2 separate regions of the Homo sapiens genome follow, and region 1 is linked to region 2. A link is a contact called in ENCODE Hi-C or POLR2A ChIA-PET data. All regions are on one chromosome and are shown on one strand. The core of a region is the stretch at or near the end of the contact, and the rest is flanking DNA. Distances in the headings are between cores, read along the strand shown. Region 1 overlaps SDK2 (sidekick cell adhesion molecule 2). Region 2 holds the start of CDC42EP4 (CDC42 effector protein 4).

The links. Hi-C counts contacts between places; a loop is a spot of excess contacts on that map. ChIA-PET counts read pairs that join two places held with the same protein, here RNA polymerase II (POLR2A). Pooled maps may share reads with other maps.
Region 1: a pooled map shows a loop between it and region 2 (4-fold over the local background). The contact joins the enhancer-like site here to the promoter of CDC42EP4 in region 2. A Hi-C loop is called at or near these places in 5 of 50 pooled maps. POLR2A ChIA-PET finds 5 or more read pairs at or near these places in 2 of 52 experiments (HEK293 and WTC11).

What each region holds. Positions count from the first base shown.
Region 1 is chr17:73,589,502-73,595,380 of GRCh38, reverse strand. All of the region lies in intron 1 of SDK2 (sidekick cell adhesion molecule 2), which reads left to right. Among named protein-coding and RNA genes, the nearest start is that of SDK2, 52 kb to the left of the region's middle. RefSeq lists enhancers at 1-231, 4,972-5,476, 5,477-5,879. Within about 2 kb of position 3,585, at least 7 of the 41 ENCODE cell types and tissues checked have a DNase peak (open chromatin) inside an H3K27ac peak, as active enhancers do.
Region 2 is chr17:73,309,928-73,315,498 of GRCh38, reverse strand. It overlaps CDC42EP4 (CDC42 effector protein 4), which reads left to right and starts at 3,498. Exons shown (of 2, transcript NM_012121.5): 1 at 3,498-3,606. RefSeq lists silencers at 3,120-3,279, 3,350-3,609, 4,060-4,609, 4,620-4,749.

The sequences.
Region 1 (5,879 bases), core at 2,336-4,835, 280 kb before region 2:
ACACCCCCTCAATCTGGAGCCATAGGGCAAGAGAGTCTCACCACAAACGGCATTCATTACCTGTGGCCACCCCGACTCTATTTCTCTGTCTCTCCGACACAGGGCCACGCTCTCCCCCAGGCCTGCCTCTCCCCATCTCTCAGACCTCCCTTTCCTCCCTCCTCCTCCTCCTCCTCCTCACCTTCACCCACACTCGAATTCTCACTGACACCCCTTCTGTGGCTCATGGCTTCACTTATTCAGCAAGTGCCCACCCAATGCCCACTTATTTCAGGCACCGTGCTAGGAGCTGTGGGTACAGAGGTAGAAACAACAGAAACAGGCCGAAGTCTTTTCTCGTGGTGATGGCGTTCTGATTGAGGAGGTGATCCACAGAGCAGAGGGTGACAAGGGCTGGGGGAGTGAAGCAGGCAGGTAGTGAGGCCTGTTGTATGTGTGTGTGCACGTGTGCTGTGTGCAGGTGTGTGCTGTGTGTATTTGTATATGTGCAGGTGTGTGCTATGTATGTGCTGTGTGTATTTGCATGTGTGCATGTGTGTGCTATGTGTGCATTTGTATGTGTGTCTGTGTGCTGTGTGTATTTGTGTGTGGATATGTGCTGTATATTTGTGTGTGTGCATATGTGCTAAGTGTATTTGTGTGCATCTGTGCTGCATGTATTTGTATTTGTGCATGTATTTGTGTGCATATGTGTGCTATGTATTACATGTATGTGTGCATATGTGTGCTATGGGTGTATTTCTGTGTGTTCTGTGTGTATTTGTATGTGTTGTGTGTGTGTGTGTTCATTGTCCCATCATGAGGCAGGCAGGGAGTCTTGCAGGAGCAAGCACATTGCTGGGACTCCAGCTTGCTTCTGTGATATCTAATATATTCTCTCTCTCTCTCTCCCCCTCCCTCTCTTCCCATCTCCTCATCCCCACCACCAACACTTTCCAGGGGAGCAACCAAGTTCTTGCCTCTAGGGTCTTAGGGAGCAGCACTGGGGGAGGGAAGGGCATCTTTATACTCAGGAGAAGGGCTTGAGACCATCTGATCTGGAGCAGTCTGAGGACATGAGACTCAGGCCCTCAGCTGCTGCCCGGGGGAAGGCCAGCACCCCAGCCTGAGGGGGTCAAGGGTCGAGGGAGCTGTCCAGTGGCTGACCTTCCCCTACAGCCCACGAATCCCCATCAATGCCGCCTTCCCGCTGTCCAACACTCAGCCTCAGAGGCTGGCCAGAGTGAACCACCTGCTGGCTCCCAGACGTTGGGAGGCCTGACATGACCAGGTTTGGGGAAACAGTTTTTGAGTTGGAAACGATATTAGATAAAGCTGGATTGGAATTCCAGACATATTTATTGCTGTGGGTTGTGGGGCCATTTTCTTAACCTCCAAGCCTCTGTTTTCCCTTCTGTTACATGGGGAGGTTGAAACCTACCTTGTAAATTCCCTGTGGGGATTAAAGGAGATAATGCAACCAAATTGTCCAACACAGACTCGGCCACATGGCCAGTGCTCAAAGAAGGACGGACAGTGAGATATGGCCAAGGAGGGTAAGTGAGGAGCCAGGGACAAAAGAAGAAGAGGGCTGAGGAAGCAGGGTCCCCTCAGCCCTGCCGCCCAGGCCCCTGTGTTATTTAATAGCCACTTTCAGCTGGTGTCTCCTGGAAGCCTTCTGCCTAATCCAGTTAACACCTTCCGTGATCCGATTACTGCATGTCAGAAACCCCAAATCTGATCAGTAAACATGTGAGTGGCACACTTTGGGGGGGCACTGCAGAGAAGGGGTTCAGCTTGAGGTACCATCTGCTCCTTCCCTGGGGGGCTCTGGCCCTTCCAAGCTAGGTGTTCTGCCTCTGGGTCTATTGTCCTGGGCCACTCCTGGTCCCTTAGAGGCAAATGTTGTCCAGGTTACCCCAGGGCCCAGAGCGCATGCCTCATGGTCTCTGGGGGAAGCCCCCCACACCCCATCTCTGTTCCTTTGGGTGGGGGTTTCCTGCACAATGAGGAGGAAGGATGCTCTTGTGGCCAGGATAGGGAGTGGGTGCTGAGGCTCCTTCATTCTCTGCTCCCCACAAACGTTTTGGGCCTCACAGTAGCCCAGCAACTTGAATTACAGAGGTGTCTGGGCCCCCAGGAGTAACTCTGGATCCAGGGATGACAGAAGGACCACAGAGCCCCACATCCACACTGAACACAGCCCCCCAGTGGCACAGACGTAGGCAGAGGGTGGGGTGGGGTACCCAGCCTGTCGAGGGAAGACCTGCAGCAGGAGCTGGGGTGGGGAGGAGGAGGAGGGACGGCATTTGCGCGGTAAGCTTAGAAACAATCCCCCCCACCCAACCCTCCCTGGGCCTCGAATGGGGAATGAGCTGGCTGGACCGGCTGAACTCCAAGTGTACGTCCCACACCACTCTGGGGTGATCCTGTGACACCGGCGAGCTACGGACACCCCCATGCGCTGCAAACACAGCATTACCGGGGTGAGCTGAGGTTAAACCCTGAAATATGCTTGGGAGACGGGCATGTGGCCAGGCCATGTGTCTGTGACTCTTTGATTCCGTAGATTCCCCAAAGCTCTTGGTGTCACGCACGGTGGTTACAATAGGCTCTCCCTGGACCTCCGTTCCTGTCCTCCTTCCGGAAATGGGGAGCCGCCAGGGTGTGCCTGACTGTTCCGTCTTCCCGTCATCTGAGCATCCTCAGCCAGCCACCAAGGTCCCTGTCCTCGCGCTTCCCCGGCCCTCTCTTCCTGTCTTCATGCCCCAGGCTTGACTCAGGGTGACAGCTCCTGGTGTGCCCCGGTTAGACTCCAGACAGTCACATTTCTGGAAGCCAGCTAACCAGGCCAGGAGGTGGTGGGGACAGATGGCTGGAGGTGCTGCCGGGGGCATGGGGAAGAAGTCGTCCCCACCTCCATGTGGTTGGCCTGCTTAAAAAATAAAAAGCTGGAGACTCTTTCCCTCCCACACTCCCTCTTTGGCTGGGTTCTGACTCCATTTTGGTCATTTTAATTTTTATTAGTCCAGTAAAATCTGCTCTTACACATTTCTGATCATACAGGTGTAACCCTGCTGGCAGGTGCAATGCAGCCACACGGAGCCAGCCTCTAATTTCGGCATGATGGGGGCCGAGAGGCCTAGATCTTTCCAAGAAGTGTACAGTGCCAGGCCCACGGAGGCATGGCTGTGGCCTGCAGCCCATGATGCTTTCTTCCAGTTGTGGATTTACCTTCCTTTTTCTGTGGTGCAAGGGCTACTGGTAGACAGGCTGCAGTTCCCTGCATTCATCGTTATTGACAGATGAAGTCCGGAAGCCTGGGATCAGCATGAGGTTTTTAAGCTGAAGGGGACCGCAGAGATCAACTCCCCCCTCATGTGGGTGAGAAACTGCAAGGTGCATTCATAGCACGTACCCCACGTCCCCAGAGAGGCTGGGTGTGCTCTTGGCAGCCTTTTATCTCTCCTCGAGTCTCCGCTGCACTCCAGACCTGGCCACTCTTACCGTTTTAGTGCTTGATGCTCTTTGAAGATGAGGAGGCTTCCTGACAGCCGCGTGATGGCTGCCCTCTGGTATTGCCCCACCCCACAGATAAGCATCTCCGCAAAGCTCAGTCATGTGCCTGCATGAGTAGGGGGTGCTGGATGGGGACCAGGTCTCCTTGTGTCCTCTCATACCTTTCGCCATGCCATGTCCTAGTTCTTGTAAACCTGCATCTCCAAGTAGATAGGGTGCCAGATAAGAGACAGGATACCCAAGTAAATTTGGACCTCAGATAAACATTGCTTCATCTTTGAGCACCAGCATTCCCCAATTTGCGAGAGTATTCTACACGTCCTACAGGTTTGCACTGTTGCAAACCCCAACTCTAACAGCCTTGGGTCTGAAGGGAAGTTCAAGTGTAACCGAACATCCTGTGTTTGTGTTTTTGCTAAATCTGGCAACCCCACTGTGGCGTCCCGGAAGAGTGTGCTGGTGGCCGGGGGAGCAGAGAGCTCAGGGCAGGTGTTGTGCTGAAACCCTGTTAACCTCAATAGGGAAGGCACCAGGTTCGAGAAGCTGAAGAAGAGACCCGGCGCCAGCAAAGGAGACATAGGGTTTTATTAGGGGCTTACATCCAGGGGAGGGTCCAGTGGCAGCTGTCTGGACAGGAGAAATGCCTTACATATAGAAACAGTTAAGACCGGGTGCGGTGGCTCACACCTGTAATCCAAACTTTGGGAGGCCAAGGCAGGTGGATCACCAGAGGTCAGGAGTTTGAGACCAGCCTGGCCAACATGGCGAAACCCTGTCTCTACTAAAAGTACAAAAATTAGCCAGGTGTAGTGGCAGGCGCCTGTAGTCCCAGCTACTCAGGAGGCTGAGGCAGGAGAATCACTTGAACCTGGGAGGTGGAGGTTGCAGTGAGCCGAGATCATGCAACTGCACCCCAGCCTGGGCAACAAGAGCGAAACTCTGTCCCAAAAATAAATAAATAAACATAAACAAATAAATAGTTCAATGACAGCTAGCTGGATAAGATGTCCGCCTTCCTACAGTCCGGTGGTGGCAGTCTGGGCAGGAAAACAGCAACCATTTGGAAAGGGCATACCAGTTTACATAGCATGGCCACTTAACACTCTACCCTTAACAACCTCTACCTGGCAACCTTCAGTTAACCCAAAACTCAGGGCCTCAATTCCATGCACAGCCCATGTTCTGGATGGGCCCAGGGCTCGGATGTTTCTCATAGACAAGGAGTGACTCTCCGGGTTGGCCATGCCCAGATTCCCCACCTCAGAACACACAATCAGGTGCGTCTGCCACCCAGGGTCATTCTCAGGGTGTGTTGAAGACTTAGAGTCACTAACCTGTATTTTCCCCAGGTGTGCCCTGTTAAAGACTACTTAGGCCAGGGTCTGAAGGAGCAGCCCAGAGCCAGACGGGGCAGAGCAATGGTGTTGCACAGCAGGTGGTGCGGGTCTTGGCAACGAGCAAAGTCAGCTTCAAGTTGCTGCTGTGCTTCTTGTGGGACCTTTGAGCTTTCCAGCATCATCTCCGACAGGGGAAGCGAATGCCGGGGAAGGAGGTGCTGGTTGCCAGGTCCTGTCAAGTCTCATGTGTTCCTGGTACTCCTCTGCATTAGCACATGCCTGGATTACAGTAACAGATTCCGAACTGACCCCTCTGGTCCAGCCGTACCTTTCCATCCACCCTGCAGACAGCCGTCCAATTCTCGTCTTGCTAAATGTCTTCTTTCGTCAATTGCCTCCCCCTTCTCAAAGGCCCTCATCGGCTCCCTGTTTCCTGATGAGCCCAGACTTCGATTCCGTGTGGGTTTAAGAGGCAGCATGTAAGAGTCTGTAACTGGCTGTATCCTTTCTGGCCACCTGAATGGCCCAGGCCCTCTGGCCGTGGGAAGGAGGCCACATTCTAGAGAGGAGTGGACACATTGGAAGAGATTCCTGCCTGACAGCTGCTTGCTTTCTCTTTAAGGCGCTCCCCTTTTCAGTCCCTTCTCTGTTCACCTGATTACAGCAAGGACAAAGGCGTAATTAGGTGCTAATGGCACTCAGCACCTCTGTAACACCTGCTAATCCGCAGTGGCTCTGCGGGGCTGCTCAAAACCAAATGTGCGGCTTGCCTCCTGCTGCCTGGGGATGAGGCTTATTGCTCTCTTGTCTGCCTTGTCCGATTTCACACCCCACTTTGGGTTCCAGCCTGTGGTGACCAGATCAGCATTATCCTTGGTCAGGGCCAGCTGATGCTGACATAGGACAGAGTGACGCAGAGTGCCTGTCTGAGCTTCCCCTTTTATCCTGCCTAAGGCTGCGGAGCCAGTAGCAATGTCCCCATTTTGCAGATTGGGAAATGGAGGCTTGTGGAGTAAGCAGCTTGGCCAAGCTTCACGCTGCTGG
Region 2 (5,571 bases), core at 2,249-4,748:
GGTTGGAGCAAAACTTGCTTCAGTGGATCCTTCGGAGAGAAATCCACAGGTCTGGGATTCCCACCATCAAAGAAAATGATCTTCTAATCACATCTTCCCTCAGAGGGCTAGGATGCAGTCTAGAAGCATCTACGGAGCCCCTCCCTGAAGCAGTTTGTTTCTACTCTAGGCGTCCTGAGGGCAGGGACTGGGCTTCGTTGTCTTTGTCCCCAAAGGCAAGCCTCCACTGTTGTTAAATGTTTGTGGAAGGAGCCTGAATTTGGGTAAGGAGCAGAATTACAAAGGGACCTAAAGACTTTGTCCCGGAGGTGTGCTTAATAGATATGGATGATAATTGGGAAAAGGAAAACAGATTACTAACAGCTAGCCCTAAGAAAACCGAAATACTTCATTTAAAATGGAAGGAAAGAGATGGGGAGAGGGAGATGTCTCAGAGAAAATAAGAAACGTTTTTTTTTTGTTTTTGTTTTTAACTTAAGCTATGATTTCAGGAGAAAGAGGTCCTGGAACGCCAGGAACCAGGGAGGACTTCCACCTGGAAGCAATGTGGTAGAAGGAGACCCACTGAGGGCCTGCATATGCCCAGCAAATGGCCAGGTGCCTTTGTTTGTTTGTTTGTTTGTTTTTTGAGACAGGGTCTCCCTCTGTTACCCAGGCTAGAATGCAGTGGCATGATCTTGGCTTACTGCAGCCTCAACCTGCAGGCTCAAGTGGATTCTCCCATCTCAGCCTCCCAAATAGCTGGGACTACAGGCATGCACCACCACACCTTGCTGATTTTTGTATACTTTTGTAGAGATGGGGTTTCGCCAGGTTGCCAGGTTTCTCTTGAACTCCTGGGCTCAAGCGATCCACTGGCTTCAGCCTCCCAAAGCAGTGGGATTACAGGCATGAGCCACCGCGCCCAGCCTAAGTGATCTCTTTTAATATTCACCCCAATAGGGGAAGGTAGAGATTGCTGTTCTCACTTTACAGATGGGGAAGCTGGTGGATAACTTGTCAGCTCATAAATGGCAGAGCTAGAATTCCAATCCAGAGGCGTCTCCAAACCTCTATCCAGCGAGCCTTACCCACAGTCCTGTTGCAGCTCCTACTTCTTTTGAGGACACCTTTGGCACTAGGTCATGATGACAGCAATCACCTCCATTCTGGTTGCTTTCTAGTCATAAAGCGCTTTCACACCTGATATCTCATTCCTCTTTACACCCTCCAGACGAGGCTAGCAGAGGGGTCCTGTGCTCTTTGGACACATAAGGACAGCCAGGCTAGCTAAGGGTCAGAGGTGGGAATTAGCGACTTCCCCATGTGAAAGGGAATAGAATCTCGGGACCCCAAATTCACTATGTCAAAGGGAAAGTTTAATCCCAGCACTTTTGGAGGTTGAGGTGGGTGGATTGCTTGAGCTCAGGAGTTTGAGACCAGCCTGGGCAACATGACAGAACCCTGTCTCTACAAAAGAAAAAGTACAAAATATGTAGCTGGGCATGGTGGCGCACACCTGTAGTCTCAGCTACTCAGGAGGGTGAGGTGGGAGGATCGCTTGAGCCCAGGAGGCCAAGGCTATAGTGAGCTACGATTGCAGCACTGCACTCCAGCCTGGGCAACAGAGCAAGACCCTGTCTCCAAAAAAAAAAAAGGGGCGGGGCTGGGGGGGACGTTAAGCTTGGAAACCACAGAAGCTGCTTTCCTTTTGTTCCCAGATAGCTGCAGTTTCACAACCCTGTTGACACAGGGTTTCCTTTGCTCCCCTTAGACGTACTGAGTAGGAGACAATGCATCATTGACTTTTTCTTCTATTCCCTTTCACATGTAAAATGTAGACTTACAGACACTAAATCAGAGCCTCACACGCTTGTGACCTCAATGCCTTTCCTCCCTCTCTCCCTCTTCTTTTCCTTTCCTGCTTGCTTTTTCTCTTTTAAATACAGAAGTTCCCAAAACCTTTTTGGAAAAAAGGTGATTTTTCCCCGGTGGATCCTCAACCTTGGCTAACTAAACCTCTATTTGATTGAGATCTGCCTTAGTCACTTTTTGGTTTACATCCATGATAACCCCGCCAGGGTTTGAATCCACAGTGTCTGCCTCCCAAGTGGCTCCAAACCCTACCTTTCCCTCCAGATGTCCAGTTCAGAATTTGATTTTACTTATTATTCATTTATTTTTTTTTTTGAGATGGAGTCTACCTCTGTCACCCAGGCTAGAGTGCAATAGCGCGATCTCGGCTCACTGCAACCTCCACCTCCCAGGTTCAAGCGATTGTCCCGCCTCAGCCTCCTGGGTAGCTGGGATTACAGGCGCCCACCACCATGCCCGACTAATTTTTGTATTTTTGGTAGAGATGGGGTTTCGCCATGTTGGCCAGGCTGGTCTCAAACTTCTGACCTCAAGTGACCCCCCACCTGCCTTGGCCTCCCAAAATGCTAGGATTACAGGCATGAGCCACTGCGCCCAGCCCAGAACTTAATTTTCACAGCAGGATGGAGTGGCCAAACCATTAGCTCTCAAGAGCTGGTTGCTGTCGCACTGCAGAGGGAAACGGAAATGTGCTGTCCCCAGAAAGCAGAATGTTCCTGAGGGCTTAGGGACCTCGCAGCCATGGGGAAAGTCTGGGGCCTTCACCCTCACTTCCTTTAAAAACCGAGGGTGGGGTTCAGCTAGAGGCAAGGGAACTTTTCACTTTGCGCCTTGTCCACTTTAGTTGACTACTTCGCAGCTGGCATTCTACCTTGATAATGATCATTTCAACTGAAACTATTCCTCTAAAAAGAATAGAGTCCAAGGCCTGGGACTTGGATTCAGGCTCTGGGACTCAGGAGTTGATCCTCCTTGACGTTCACCTGGTGCAAATTTAGCCTCAGCTGATACTTAGGAGGCAAAGGCACAGACGGGGATGCGGGGAGCTCAAGGGCTGTCACCCTGTAGAAACATTTCTGACGCCCAGTCCAAGCCTGGCCTCGGGGCTGGCCGGCTCCTCCCCGCTCCCTCGTTTACAGCGAGAGTCTGGGATGGCACCCACGAAGCTGGTGGCGCCAGCCCTCCTGCCCCATCTCCCGACAGTACTGCAGCCAGGTGGTTAGCAGGTCCGGGAGGGAGCAGGAACGAGGAACGCCACCCGGGCTGGAGTTCTTGGTTTCTTGCCCCGGCTCGAATGGGGAAGAGCCTCAAAAGAGCCTCGCGCCAGGCCCCCGGAGGGAGACGCGCCCCTGGCCCTGGGGGCCCCAGTGGGGGTTCGCGGCCGGAGCGCAGGCTGGGGCGGGAGTGTCTCCCGGAAGCCGGGCGGGCCCAGGCTGCCCCATACGGAGTTGGGAAAGTCTCAGGCTTTCAGTTTGAACCGAGGAGGCCGAGCAGTCGGGCAGAGGTTCCCGACGGCCATTGGCTGCTGCGGCGCCGTGACATCAGCGCAGAGGGGTGCGCGGGGAGGGTTGCGCGGGGCGGGCGCGGGCGGAGCCTGGAAGGGGAGTGTCCTGGAGGCTCCCAGCCCTGAAAGCCCGAGAGCCAGAGGGAAACAAACGCCGGCGCTGACAGGGGCCGCCAGCCCCTCCGCCGCGCGGAGCCCACGAAGGGGACAGCGCAGCCGGCCCAGAGCTCGGGTCTCCGGGGACCGAGGTAGGCGACGGGCAACCGCCTCTGTCTGTGGTAGCCGCCTTCGCGCTGGGTGCCCTGGGTGGGCTTGGGGGTCTCGAGTCCCCCTGTGGGGCAGAGAGGATCGAAGCTGGGGATGCGAGGCCGCGGCGCGGGGAGAAGGGCGCGGAGCCCCCACTTCTCGGCGCTCGCGCTTTTCACCGCGCCCACCGCGGTGCCTGGGACCCTAAGCTGCGCACCTAGTGTCCTGGCAGAGCGGGATGTGTGGAGGAGGAGGTGGCAGGGAGCCGGGCGCAGCGTTGCCGGGACTCCATTTCCTCTCTCCACGCTGGAACTCCCGGCCCTGGCCAAGGGTGCCGCTGAGGGGGTTGGGGGCCGGTTTTAAAGGGCCTCCCCCTTCCCAGGAATGGGGTGTGTGTCGGTGTGGGCAGGAGCGCAGCAATCGGCGGCGCGCGGCCCGCGATCTCCGCGAGGGGGGCGTGTGTGCGCCCGGAGTTCTCCATGAATAAGAACCGAATTCTCCGCCTGTACGGGCAGAGGCGTGTACACATCTCGCTCTCGTACACACACTGCAGCACACGCCACCCAATGTCACCCGGCCGGGAAGCCAGAGGGAAGGAGCTGTCTGGAAGGGAATGGCCGAAGGAACAAATGGTCCTCCTTTCCCCTACTCCCGCCCCGCGAACCCTTCCCTCCCCCGCCAGGCTCCCGCCCCGCCCGCTCCCTCGGAAGCCCGGGAGGCCGAGGCGCCTCCTGGCGGGGTGCGGGGGGAGGGCAGTCGAGCCACCCGCCCCCTTGGAGCCGGGGAGACGGCCGCTCCTGGGCTAGTGCGCCCCGAGCTCAGCGCGCTCAGCGGGATCGCAGGCGGGAGCGGTCGGTTAATGATTTAATCGCCCGCTTGGGGCGGGTGCGCGCGGATCGGCCGTCCCTGGCCCCGCCCCCTCTCCGGAGCGCCCCCAGCCGGGGTTACAAAACTGCCCCCTGCCCCCGGCGCGTCCCCCAGGAGCCATCCTGCCCGCGGGGATCCCGTCAGCCGGTGAGTGCCCCGGCCGGGAGGGCTGGAGAGCTGGGCGGGAGCCGGGGCTGAGGCTGAGCCAGCTTCCTGGGAGAGGACTGAAGTGCGTGTGTGTGTGTGTGTGTGTGTGTGTGTGTGTGTGTGTGTGTGTGTGTGTGACTGGGGGAGGGGTGCTCGCTGCTAACTCAAACCAGGTTCCCTGTGTTTTCCCAGTGACTGCGGCCTCGGCTTTGGAAGTTTTCTTTTTCTCCCTGGGAGAATGGAGGGGAAATACAATGCCTTTTCTTTTCTCGTTGCCTCTGGAACTTCTCTCTCTCCACGACTCCCACCCCTTGCAATCTGACCGGCTCCCACATCCCTTACTGTGTGCCCGGTGCCCACTGTTTGCCCAGATAGCTGAGCAGCTGGATCCGGGTGGAGTCCTTGGGAGCCCCCGTCGCTGCGAAGCCCCCTGCCCTCCCCTGAGGGTCCAGGGTGCTGGAGGGAAAATCTCTCTCTCGTCCGAACCCCAGCAGCCATCTGTACCAGAGAAATGTCCCATCCAGCGAGTGTAAATAATGAGGGGCCGGTGACAGGGGCCTCCTGCAAGGCGACTTCTTTGGCAGTCTGGGTTTCCAATAACTCCCTCAGCCCCCGCCCGCTTCTGAGGCTAGGGTGGAGGAGGGACCACCAGCAGGGTGGACTGAATTTTAAGAGAACAAAGAACAGGCCACAAAGGAAGGGATTGCTGAGCTGCGGATTTCTGATTTCTCCCAGAAATCGGGAGTTGGCTGGGACTGAGCCAGGCCCTAAGAGAGCCCCTGGCAGCCCCAGGGGCTCCTGGGGCAATAACAGGGCATCCACCAGGATCTCCTGAGGCTCTATCTCTGCTGAGAAGCCAGTGCCTACTGAATGCGGGGGTGCCCTGCCGGTTCCTGCTCTCATCAACTGCCCTGTGTGAGCTGCACATGTGACTGACTGATTAGTGGGGTGGC